Linked DNA regions of Homo sapiens: region 1 is linked to region 2. The links are chromatin contacts, found by Hi-C or POLR2A ChIA-PET in ENCODE. All regions are on one chromosome and are shown on one strand. The core of a region is the stretch at or near the end of the contact, and the rest is flanking DNA. Distances in the headings are between cores, read along the strand shown. Region 1 holds the start of HFM1 (helicase for meiosis 1). Region 2 holds the start of ZNF644 (zinc finger protein 644).

Region 1 (5,683 bases), core at 620-3,119, 380 kb before region 2:
ATATTTCAAATGTTAGTTATGTTATTCAATTTGGAGGATTGCTTATGACATTGTTGCACTGGTTGTAAAATTAAATCTTTAGGATTAAAATGTTTTCTTGAGAAATGTGGCAACATTACTAAAAACCATGGTAATCCCTCCCCCCAAAATGGGATTTTTAGTAACTTTATCACTGTCCTGAGGCTTCCTTTTAAAAACTGCAGCTTTGACATTTTTATTACATTATTTTAAGAGAAAGTAAGGCTCTATAGATTCCACATGCATTCTTGAATAAATGAGTGAGTGAATGAATGAATGTTTTTGTTTATGAACATGGTGGCCATTTGCTACTGTGTGCTTTGACAGTAAGACTCCCCTGTACCTGCCTGTTGCTGAATTCTACAATTCTATCACTCAAACCCTATCTTAGTTCAAGCTGCTATAACAAATTACCATAGGCTGGGTGGCTTAAACAACAAACATTTGTCACAATTTTGGTGCCTGAGAAGTCCAAGATCACAGTGCAGGCAGATCCGGTATTTGGCGAGGGCCTCCTTCCTGGCTTGCAGATACCGTCCTCCTGTATCCTCACATGGTAGGAAAAGAGCGAGCTAACTCTCTGGCCTCTTAAAAGGGCACAATCCTACTCATGAAGGCTCTACCCTTTTGAGTTAATTACCTCACAAAAGTCCCACGTTCAAATATCATCACATCGGGGGTTAGAATTCAATGTATGAATTTCAACACATTGAGGGGTTCACTATAACAAATGCACTGTTTCGTTATTTTCCTCTATGCAGTCTATGGAAAGTAACTTTCCTCTCCAGTATTTTTGAGAGGAATGATAATTCAACCTTTCTATTAAGAATAGTTTATGCAGTCAAAATGTTATTTTCTCCAAGAGACAAAGACTTGTTATTTTATCAGTATCCAAATAACTGGCTCACCCAATTACTGGAATAATTTTACATTTCAGAGAAGGTGAAAGAAATTAATATTCATGAGCATTTACTGTGTGGTAGGACTACTGCAAATATTATTTTATTTAACCCTTGCAGCAGTATCTAGGAGTTAGAGCTTATGAGTATCACTGAGGATGCAGAATTAAGACTTAAAGGTTGGGTCTTTTCCAAGGTCATATAGCTAATGAACAGTAGAACTGCAAGAAAAAAGAGAACAGGAATAGGGCAGTCAGACAGCAGTAGGTTGGCCCTAGATGTCACAGGTGGGGGTTTCCAAAGGAAAGATAAATGTCTCTGTAAGAAAAGCATCATTGATTCGTTGCTATTTTATCATCTACAAAACATTCCCTGCCAAATCTTCAGAGGACAATTCTAAAGAAACTTAAAAGGATAATTTATAGTTTGTTCATGTTTACAGCCTAAGAACACATTATTGCCCTGTTTTTATAAATTCATGTTGGCTAAACACATTTAAATATCATTGTGTTTTAGAATATTTATTTCTGAAATTTAACTTTATTTCTGAATCAAGTTCCCCAGTAATACCGACCTCATGAGTGCCACTGTGATATTTTATAAATAATATAGGTAAAACACTTTTTAGGTACGAAGAGACCGGAAGTCCCAGAGCTGAGGCCTGGCTAACTTTGATGAGAAAGGCAGGTTGGGGTATGTTTGTGGAGTGGTGGTTGTGGGGGTAGAGAAGCAGGTTAGCTTAGGGAAAGGGTACCATTTAGTAGACCCTTAGAACCCAGGATTAGGAGCTGTATTTAAAGAGAATAGACACAGTAAACTGCAAGAGATATATTCAAAACCAGTTATAAACTTTCGGAGAAAAAAAGGTAGGAAGGGAGAGGTTGGGGGCTTGGGCGATCCATTGCTTGGAGCTCGGCTTAGCCAGGCTTGGCGGTCCTCAGAGGGGCTGATAAATCGGCGCTCGACTGGCCTAGGAGCTGTCCGCAGGGAGGTGAGGAGAGGGGCCCGGACGCCCGCGGGGAAGGTGGGGACGGGGGCCCGACGCCCGCGGGGAAGTGGGGACCCAGCCGAGCCGTCCGGGCAGCGGTCGATCTCTAGAGCCGTCTGCCGGGCAGGCAGCGGACGGGCGCGGCGAGTTGTTGGTCACCAGGCGTCTCCAGGCCGCCGGCCCGCGCCAGCGCCTCAGCCGCATTTCCAGTCAGAAAGCGGTGAGGCCTGCGGCGCGCTCGGGCGCAGGGCGGGCCCAGCTCCCCGCGAGGTGGGACCGGCTGGGCGTCCGGCCCGCCCCTAAAGTCGGCTGATTGGTGTTCGGTTCCTGTGTCTTGTGTTCCGGTGTGTGGCGCCCCCTGAGCGAGCGCTGGGGGGGACGTACCCATCTGTCTGAGCCGCGGGTTTCACAGCGGTGGGAGGAAACGGGACCCGGGGGGTGGAGTGACGCGCCCCAGCGCCCCGTTCTTGTGCCACTCTCGGGGCCCTAAGGCCTCTGCCTTGGATTTAGGATATTCTCCTTAGGAAATCCACAGAGCTGTTATTTTGCTTTAGGTGCTGATTCGGTCCCCAGCCGGACCCTTCCAGCCAGCCCTGTTGGTGCCTGGGGAGAGGGGGTGAGATCTGGGGCTCCGACAATTGTATGGTCCTTTCCCAGGCCGAGCCTCGGAGTAATTTGTTCCCGTTGATTTTTCCTTCTTTGTCAGATTCTCTGCAGTTATTTGTGACGGTCGGTTATTCCCGTAAATGTTGGTCCCTACTTCTTCCTTAACTCACAAAAATTTCTAGCAAATCAATAATTTTTATCTGAGTTTCTGTACTTTTAAAATAAGGAGTATGTTTCTGAGTAAAAATTGTAAGAAGTAATAGGCCTGCAATTTTATACAATAAGTTTATACAATAATTGTATACAATAATTTTATACAATAAGTAAAGATTACAGAAGACAAAATGGTGAATTGTCATTAATATAACTAAAGATTAATTGTATCTAGTTGTATTAATATTTAACTAGAGATTGTCATTAATATAACTAGAGAAGGTCGGCACCGCAAATTATGTAGACTCAAAAATAGCTTAAGTATTTTAACAGTGATTATAGCAGAGCAGACACTTAAAACTACCTGGGATGATATTGTTTATTGTGTTTGGCAATCTAATTTTGTGCCACGTGCTGAAACTAAAACTTTAATAATAAATAATAGGAACTTAAAAAATCTGAATCTAAACCTAGAACTTTAATTAATTTAAAATAGCATCCCCTCACATCACAAACTCATACTGAACTGTAGCAAGGTCCCTTTTAGGACCTGTGTTTCTTTTTTAAAAAAAGATTTACATAATGAAAGTGCCAAATTCATCATCTTTTAGAACCTTCATGATTTTATTTACATAAATCCTGAACTAGAAAAAAATTTCACATTTTTTAACTGAACGTTGAAGATTGGGGCTCAAATTTTAAGTTTCTAAATTAACAGAAAATTATTTTTATTTGACACTATTTTTATAAACTGGTTCTTGCTAATGCATTTATTCCACAATGCATTCTTATGGACCATTTACTGTGTGCCAGGCACTATTCTGGGTTATTGGAACACATTAATGAGCAAAAAGTCCCTGCTTGCTCTAAAGGGAGAAACATAATAAACAACTAAGCATATACTATAATGTTAGTTATCAGTTCATGCTATGAAGAAAAATAATGCGGAATGAGAGGATGCAGTTTTAGATAAGGGGTGTTTTTTCACAGGAGTATATAAGAACTAAAATATGTACATGATATTTTTATTCTGAACCCAAACAAGTTATATTCTTGTATGCTAGAACTAGAAATCAAAAATTCTTTTGAAAATATTTGCTGTTTGTATAGGAGGTTTTTGTCAGTTTATGCAACGCTTTTCTTCCCAAATGTTTTAAATTTGTAGTTTTGTTGTCTATTTGTAGTTGCTTTAGGAAGAAAGTATTCAAGTGTATAAATGTTAGCCTTAAGATTTTTGACTTAAATTCTGAGGTAGCAAAGCCATATGAAACTGGTCTGGTGAGGTTTATTTTAGGAAAAGTTTCTTTTGTTTGAACATAGTTTTCCTAAAACTAGAAAGGGAACATTTTATTTGTTACTTTTTGGGCAATATAAAAACATGATTAACATTTTCATTTATACTTTTTCAGATAATTGTTTTCAAGTTCTGAAATTGTTTACTTAAAGCTGTTAAAGACTTCGCATATTTCTGAATGACTCCCTCTACCTCCTGCCCTATTATCCTAGGCTTCTATTTTTCGTATAGTCAAATTGTTTTAGACATTTATAGAACCACACTAGTTTGTTTCATTTTTACTACTTGTTTTTGTTGGTAACTGATTAATAGATAGAGAAAAATGAAGAGGGCAATTATATTAAACAGATGGAAGGGGGAAGAACCCAATAACGAAAACAGTGAAAAACCCCACAATATTCTATATCAGTAAGAACAGCCCTGAAGTATATATACAGGTTTAGTTCTCATACAGTAGCATTTGTCAAGTGTTGTATGTGGAAACATTCTCCCTTCCCCATATCACTCCCACTTGTATCTCATCCCCACATCAAGGAGGATTCAAAATTGGAGAGACATAATCTGACTTGGTAATGCGTATTTCTCCACTAGATGGCATTAATAGAATTTCTTTGATTGTAGTTTCTATCTTGAGGACAAATTTACAATGTATTAACTAAAACAGAAGAAACAGAAATGTGATTTATGTTTTACAGTTTGTTCGTCTGATTTTATGGTTTGTCATATAGAATGTTCTATGATGTTTAAGAATTTAGAAAAAAATAGGATATGCAGGGAAAAATAATTCTAATGGGAGCAATGTATGTATCTAGAGACTAGTTTTTTTTTTTAATCACATTTGCATCTTTGTTCAGCCCCAGATTTTTGTTATGTTCAAAGGTGGCCAATGCTGAATGTTTTTATCCTTTATGTTTAGATAATATCTCTGAGTGCAAAAATTATCTTTTAAAAAAGAATGTAAACGTGTGTAGTATATGCATTAACTCATATAAATAAATATGCATATGTATGTTAAACTTGTAATTTTTTTATTTTGAAAAAGTTCAAACCTATGAAAAAATATTATAATGAACCCCATGTACCTATTACATAGCTTTAGCTTTGATCAACTCATTGTCAATATTATTTCAATACTCCTTCATCTCTCCCCTTTATTTTGAAGCAAATCCCTGCATATGTACATAGTATATTGTTAGAGGTGCACACATTCACAATAAAATGTGCTGTCCTAACTTGAAAATAATGGTGTGAACAAAGTATTAAGAGCCCAAGAAGACTGATTAATTCTGCCTTGAGGAAGAAGACAAATTCAGAAAAGCCTTTGAAGAAGAAATGACATTTGACCTATAACTTGAAGGATGGTTAGGAATTTGCCAGTTGGAGAATGGCAGAAAACACATTCCAAGCATTGGAGCACTATGAAGAGAAGGGAGCAAGTGTGAATCCATGAATGAATGGAAAACAGAGAATAATGTATGTGAATATTGAGGTGCTTTGAAGGAAGTTGCAGACGATGAAGCTGGAAGGATAGTCTGTGGTTATATTTTACAGGAGACTGTGGAAAATTAGTGATTATACAGAAATATTTTTTTACATCTTTATAAATAAAATATAAACTACTTTTTCCATATTTTGTAGATTTATGACAAAGTCCAGTTTTCAACAATGCTGAAATCAAATGATTGCCTGTTTTCTTTGGAAAATTTGTTTTTTGAAAAACCAGAT
Region 2 (6,247 bases), core at 2,264-4,763:
ATGCTCACTGAAGTATCCCTCACAATAGCCAAGACTTGGAATTAACCTAAATGCCCATTAGTGGTAGACTGGATAAAGAAAATGTGGTATATATATACCTTGGAATACTATGCAGCCATAAAAAGAATGAGATCATGTCCTTTGCAGGAACTTGGATGGAGCTGGAGGCCATTATTCTTAGCAAACTAATTCAGGAATAGAAAACCAAAGGCTGCATGTTCTCACTTATAAGTGGGAGCAAAATGATGAGAACACAGGGACACAAGGGAGGGAACAACACACACTAGGGCCCACCTGAGGGTGGATGGTGGGAGGAGGGAGAGGATCAGAAAAAAATAACTACTGGGTACTAGGCTAAGTACCTGAGTCATGAGATAATCTGTACAAAACCCCAGTGACATGAGTTTACCTATATAACAAACCTGCATATGTACTCCTGAACCTAAAATAAAAGTTTAAAAACAACAACAGCAACAAAAACCAGCATCTTGCTTTTTATTTCTTTAAAACATTTACCAGGTGTATTCATTGGAGCATCATTTTATTCACAATGTGTTATGAATTTTCTCCCAAACTGTTTTCCACATCTTGACTTTCATTCTCAACTGTGATTTCCTTAAATATTTTGGCACTGAGCCACATAACTTGTCTTTGGATTTTTTCAGTTGCCTGTATGTTTTTTTCTGTCCATAAGTTTATTGTCTTTATCTGAAAAATCCTCATAGAAAATTGTTTGGTTTAGCTCTCAGCAGCCCGCTCCTGAGCTCTGAGGAAGCTTGCCTTCTTTTGAGCTACCCAATCTTTCTTCTGAGCAAGGGACATTTTGGGTCGGTTCCACTTCTTCTTTTTAACTTCTTTCTTGGGCTTCTTTTCACAGACTGGACTCTCTCGTATAGCAGCATGAGCTTTCTTACACATCTCTTCCATCATGTCTGGAGTTACACTGTTCTTCATGTATTGAGAGAACTGTTTCTTGTAACCATCTTCATCTTCTTCCATTAAGTAGCACATGTAATCTGCAACATTGTGGCCCATGATGTGCTTCCTGTGTACTTCTGCATTAAATTTCTTGCTTTCAGAATCATAACCAGGGAATCATTTAGTACTGTGAGGGACAGACAAGCCCCCATGCACAGCTCCCTTCAGAGTGCCAAAAACTTTACTGCCAGTAGTAGTTCTGGCAAGGCCTGCATCCTAATTGCAGGTAAAGGCACCTGGCTGACCATCAATGCTTACCACATTGTAGTCATCGCCAGTTGCCTCCACTTGGCCTTCATAGATCTTGTCCATGTCAAACCTATTGAGAAGCCTGCGGTCCAGCAGCAGGCCAGTACAATACGCTGCAGCATAATTTGTCAGGTCAACCTTCACACCATATTTTGGCAGTTCGTGTACATATGCTGTGCAGACTATCATATCCCCCTCTGTACGGGCATAAGCAATCTGACAAATGATACTCTGTTTGTTCCACGAACTATCATCCTGTATTTGGGTATGTTGTATTCATTTTTATCCTGTATCACCAAGTGTTTCTGAGCATAGTAATCAGTTTTACCCTCTCGTCGTCTTCTAAATTTCACTTGATATCTCTTAAAGTAGGCCTTATTCTTAATAACTTTTACAAACCCCATCCTGCAGAACAGAGACCCACGTCTGCGGCTAGACAGAGAACTCACGTGTATTTTTTTTTCTTTTCGCATTACCTTATTCAAGCTTTCTGTCATTATATTTTCTGCCATTCATAGAAGCTTTTGAGATCCATTTTGTACAGCGTTTCATCAACTATTACTACTTCTACTATTATAATTACTATGATTACTTTTACTGCTATTATGACTTCCACAGTATTACAATTCAGTTGCTGAGTTCTAGTGTAAAAAACAGCTTCATTAGTGAGACAAGTTCCTGATCATGGCTGAGTTCTGAATGATTCTATTTGCTTGTGTGATTTGTCTGCACATTAGTCAGTGGTATACATTAATGACAGTTATTTTCTTAGTAACTGCTTTTACAGTGATATAATGTAAGAATTTCCATAGTACATAATATTTTGTAGTAAGTCCAATAGTAAACTGAGAATGTCCAATTTTAATGGATTCTGCAAACGAAATGATCCAAAGAGCACCCCTCCCCCATTGACTGCAAATATATACGTATTTATATTTTATTGTTTACACATTTGTGTAAATGAAGACAGGAGATTTGCATTTTAAAGAGCCCAAAGAACTGTATGACTTCGAGAAAATCACCTTACTCCTCTTTGTCTCATTGGGTTACAATGAAATCGAGCAAGTTAGAACAATGCCTGGTACACAGTAAGCACTCAAAAGTGTTAGCTATTAAGTAATGAAGCAATTAATGTGTTTAGTCAAATATTTGTTGTTTGGAATCTACGTTTGCTGTTGCTGAAGGCATCATTCCATAGGAAAGAGAATGTTTCTCATTCTTGTCAAATAAATGCAGTTATGGTATATTCTTCCGAATGTCAATAACATCTTGAGGGTTTGGAGGGCCACAGTAATGACAGCTGTACAACTAAGGAAAACTTTTTTATTTTTAAATTTTTAAATGAGTAAACAGAGGTTCAGAGAAGCCAAATAATTAAGGCGGGACCAGTAGATTTCTCAAGAACTCTTGGTTAATCTTAAACATGTTAGCAGTTTCTCGTTGGCTCAGTCGAAAAACAAAAGAATAGCCCACTCAGTGTTTCTCTGCCCCAGGATCCTGTGGTGAAGTCTTGTTAAAAATGAAAATTTCCAGAACCCTCTAGGGACTGATTCTCTGAAGGGTTAACCAGCATCTCACATGCTTCTTATATAACTTTAATTCGTAGAACCACGACACTTTCAGTAATGCAGGGAGAGAGTATCCTCAGAGAGTCAAACTGGAGCAAACCTCGGCCACCTTTCAGGGCAGGCTGTCCGGGTAACTGAGATGTCACACTTGATGCTTTGCCTGGCCATCAAGCAACTCCCAACAATCTGCCCCCTTAAGATCCTAAAACCTTCCCTCTGCCATTACTCCACAGTTGTGATTGGCAAATATTGCTGTTTTCCTCAACAAGAGGAAAATAACAGAGATTTTTGCACGCTCGTGATCGTGGAACTCAAACCTGGGCCTGTTCCACCTTAAAGGGCCTAGGCATGCCTAGTGCTTGGGTCTTGCAGAGTTTGGGCACCACCATATTTGGAGCGTGCCTACTTTGGGGCGGGAACCTCCTTGGGAGTGATTAGGTCAGCGCTGGGGGAGGTGACCTTGTTTGGTTTCTGGCACCCGAGAACAGTGGTGCACTGTTTCCGCTGCCCTCGTTTGTCTAATTGGCCCAGACGCTCCACCAGCGCGAAGCTTCCCGGGAGCTCCTCGCTGGCCACCCCCGCGGCCCGCAGCCCGGCAGAGGCGGGAAAGCAGCGCGCCTGCGCCGTGGGAACCGGGGCTGGAGGCGAAAAGCGGGGAGCGGAGGGGGGCCGCTGGAGCCGAGTAGCGTACAGAGCGGCGTGTGACGCGGGGACGCCGCGTGCTCCCAACGTCGCCCCGGTTTGACGCACACGGCACCAAACTGTGAGTTTCAGGGGTTATTTGGTCAGATTCGCTGGGACCCGAGTGGGTTTCGGGCCTCTGGGCTGTGGCAGCGGCGGGACTGAGGGTGGCGGAAGAACTTGGGGGACCCGGCCTCCGGCTCTCGGGCCCGGGGAGCTACGCCCTAGGCTGGGTCCCAGCCATCCAAAAGGACGCATTTTGCCGCACAGGCTAAGATGGCGGCGGCGGCCGAGGAGGCGGAGTTGGTGCTACACAAGGAGCCCGGGCCCCGGGTTCGGGGAGGCGGCGGCCGCGGCGGTCGCTGGGGGCCACGGAGCCTGAGGTGAGCGGCGGCCGCCGCCGCGGGGCGGGACTCGGCGGGGGGATGGGGGGGGGGCTTTCCGCTGCGGCGTCGGAGGATCCGGTAGCGGACACAAAGGGGCTGAGCTGGGCACTAGACTTGGGGGTTTTGTTTAGTCACATGAAGCCGAGCAGCCAGTGAGCAGTAGGGGGAAGGGGCCGAGATCAGGCGGCTTGGGGAGCCTGGCGGTCGCCATTGCAATGCACTGAGTAACGGGGCGGGCCGAGAGCAGTCACCAACCCCTCTCGTTGAGGCTGCTCGGTTGTGGCCAGAAACGCTGGCTCTGGCATTAACTGTCTACACCCCTCCCCTTACTTGGGACAGGACCGCATAGCCCTCCCCTCCCCCCGTCCTGCAAGATCTTATGCGGCTAGGTGCCTGGGAAGTAACAGCAAGAGGTAAATCGCTCGAAGTGTTTGGGTTGCCAGGGGCTTGGTGGGTGTCCAGCTAAAGCTTTTTGCCTCTCCAGGTCTGATTCTCTGGCCTTTGTGTCCCTGGGAAGTTACTCTGCCAGAGGAAAGCAGGTGTGCTCCACTTCTCCCGTGAACCTGAAGATGAGTTGTCCCAGACTCTTCTCAGTGATTGGAAACTTAGGTGGTGGAGCTAAAGGTTACTTGTTACGAGACTTCTACAGACAACTCTTGTTGGGATCCATCTATGGTTTAGCAACATTAGTGGAAAAGTTTTCTTGAATATTGACTTTGAATATAAAAACGTTTATATTTAGACTTCAGATTTTGTGTGATCATCAAACTCAACGAGGGGATAAACATAATTGGGGGCGAATGATGGTCTTGTCTTGTTAATAATTTCAACAGAAGTATCACAACACCGCCGACTATCCTGTCCAGTCCTAATTCCACGCTTGTTGCATCTGGATGGTAGATTTGTTTTAATTGTGTATTCCCTCCCTGCAGTAGTTTGCTTTAGTTGTAAACATTTTTTGGTCCCATGAGAAGGAAAACATTTCAAAAAATAGACAACTAAAGTTTCTCAAAGAAAGGAAACCTGGCTGTTTGCCTTCAGTTGCATGTGTAAGTATCTAGGGAACTTGATGGCAGTAATATTGCATTTTGGTAGGCTTGCTAAGAAAAACCTCGTTTTTATAATAAGGCTATAATCTAGCTTAGACATTTTAATTGGTGAAGCATAAAGCTTGATTAGTATTAATGCAGTGGTATGTATTGCTTTTAAAAGTCTTACAATTTCTAACAAATTAAAGTTATACTGCAATTATATCATACTTTGTGTTGGTATTAACTCATGAAGTACAAAATTTTGAAACACCTAATGTTTTGTGTTGGCAATTAACAGAATTCCTTGGTTGGAGGGATATTTAAACACATTAGATCACTGTGTAGATCTCTGTGTTCAAACTGAAATTTGAATTTTTCAACATTAGTTAACTTTCATTTCCTTGTTCTTTTCAGATATATATTTTCTCTTTTTTTAGCTTCTAATACAGAACAGTCTTGTATTAATGAATAGGAGATGCATTAACATTAGCAAATGTATTCCTGGATCATAAAGTTTTACAGTGGAAGCAATATCAAAGAACAACTGCTCTTACCCTCCTCTTTTACAATATATTGAGGACCAGAGATGATTAAGTTAGTGGCATAATGGAAAATTGCCTTTCAGCCTCTACCCATTGCTGTTTGTATTTGTCATATTGCTGGGATGAGAAGGTGAATATCTACAACTAATGGTTAAAAAAACAAGGGAATGTTATTGAGAATACTTGTTAATTAAATATTGTTAGGTTCATGAGAACTTCTGTGACAATAAGTTAAAAACTTTCATATTGGCCTGGCACGGTGGCTCACGCCTGTAATCCCAGCACTTTGGGAGGCTGAGGCGAGCAGATCACGAGGTCAAGAGATCGAGACCATCCTGGCTAACATGGTGAAACCCCGTCTCTACTAAAAATGTAAAAATTTCCTGGGCGTGGTGGTGCCTATAGTCCCACCTACTCGGGAGGCTGAGGCAGGAGAATCACTTGAACCCGGAAGGCAGAGGTTGCAGAGAGCTGAGATCGTGGCACTGCACTCCAGTCTGGTGACACAGCAAGACTACATCTCAAAACAAAAAAACAAAAAAACTTTCATATTCTGTGGTTAACTTGGTTTTTAAAGTGACTTTCAGTGAAACAAAATCAGGTACAAAATACAGAAATATCAGATAGTTTCAGAGCAATGTTGCTTTTGAATTTTAAGGTTTTCCAAATGCAGTCTTGACCCAGAAATTGAAAAATTAAAAAACAACAACCAGGGACTTGATAAATTTCTTTGAAAGTTTGAAATAACTGCTGTTATTGCCAGTTATTATGTAGGAAAAGAAATGAGATCAATGCTGAAAATAATGGTGTCT

Evidence for each region. Hi-C counts contacts between places; a loop is a spot of excess contacts on that map. ChIA-PET counts read pairs that join two places held with the same protein, here RNA polymerase II (POLR2A). Pooled maps may share reads with other maps.
Region 1: a loop to region 2 is called in a map of gastrocnemius medialis, with 9 times the contacts of the local background. The contact joins the promoter of HFM1 here to the promoter of ZNF644 in region 2. A Hi-C loop is called at or near these places in 2 of 168 maps with a recorded cell type or tissue (CD8-positive, alpha-beta T cell and gastrocnemius medialis), 1 of 37 single-sample maps with no recorded cell type and 14 of 50 pooled maps. POLR2A ChIA-PET finds 5 or more read pairs at or near these places in 7 of 52 experiments (Caco-2, H1, WTC11 and 3 more).

What each region holds. Positions count from the first base shown.
Region 1 is chr1:91,401,023-91,406,705 of GRCh38, reverse strand. HFM1 (helicase for meiosis 1) reads left to right here and starts at 1,869. Exons shown (of 39, transcript NM_001017975.6): 1 at 1,869-1,908; 2 at 5,597-5,683. The coding sequence starts at 5,624. RefSeq lists a silencer at 1,895-2,274.
Region 2 is chr1:91,019,301-91,025,547 of GRCh38, reverse strand. ZNF644 (zinc finger protein 644) reads left to right here and starts at 3,513. Exons shown (of 6, transcript NM_201269.3): 1 at 3,513-3,558. It also overlaps the pseudogene RPL5P6. RefSeq lists enhancers at 2,607-3,156, 3,157-3,706, 3,707-4,256 and silencers at 3,294-3,523, 3,854-3,923.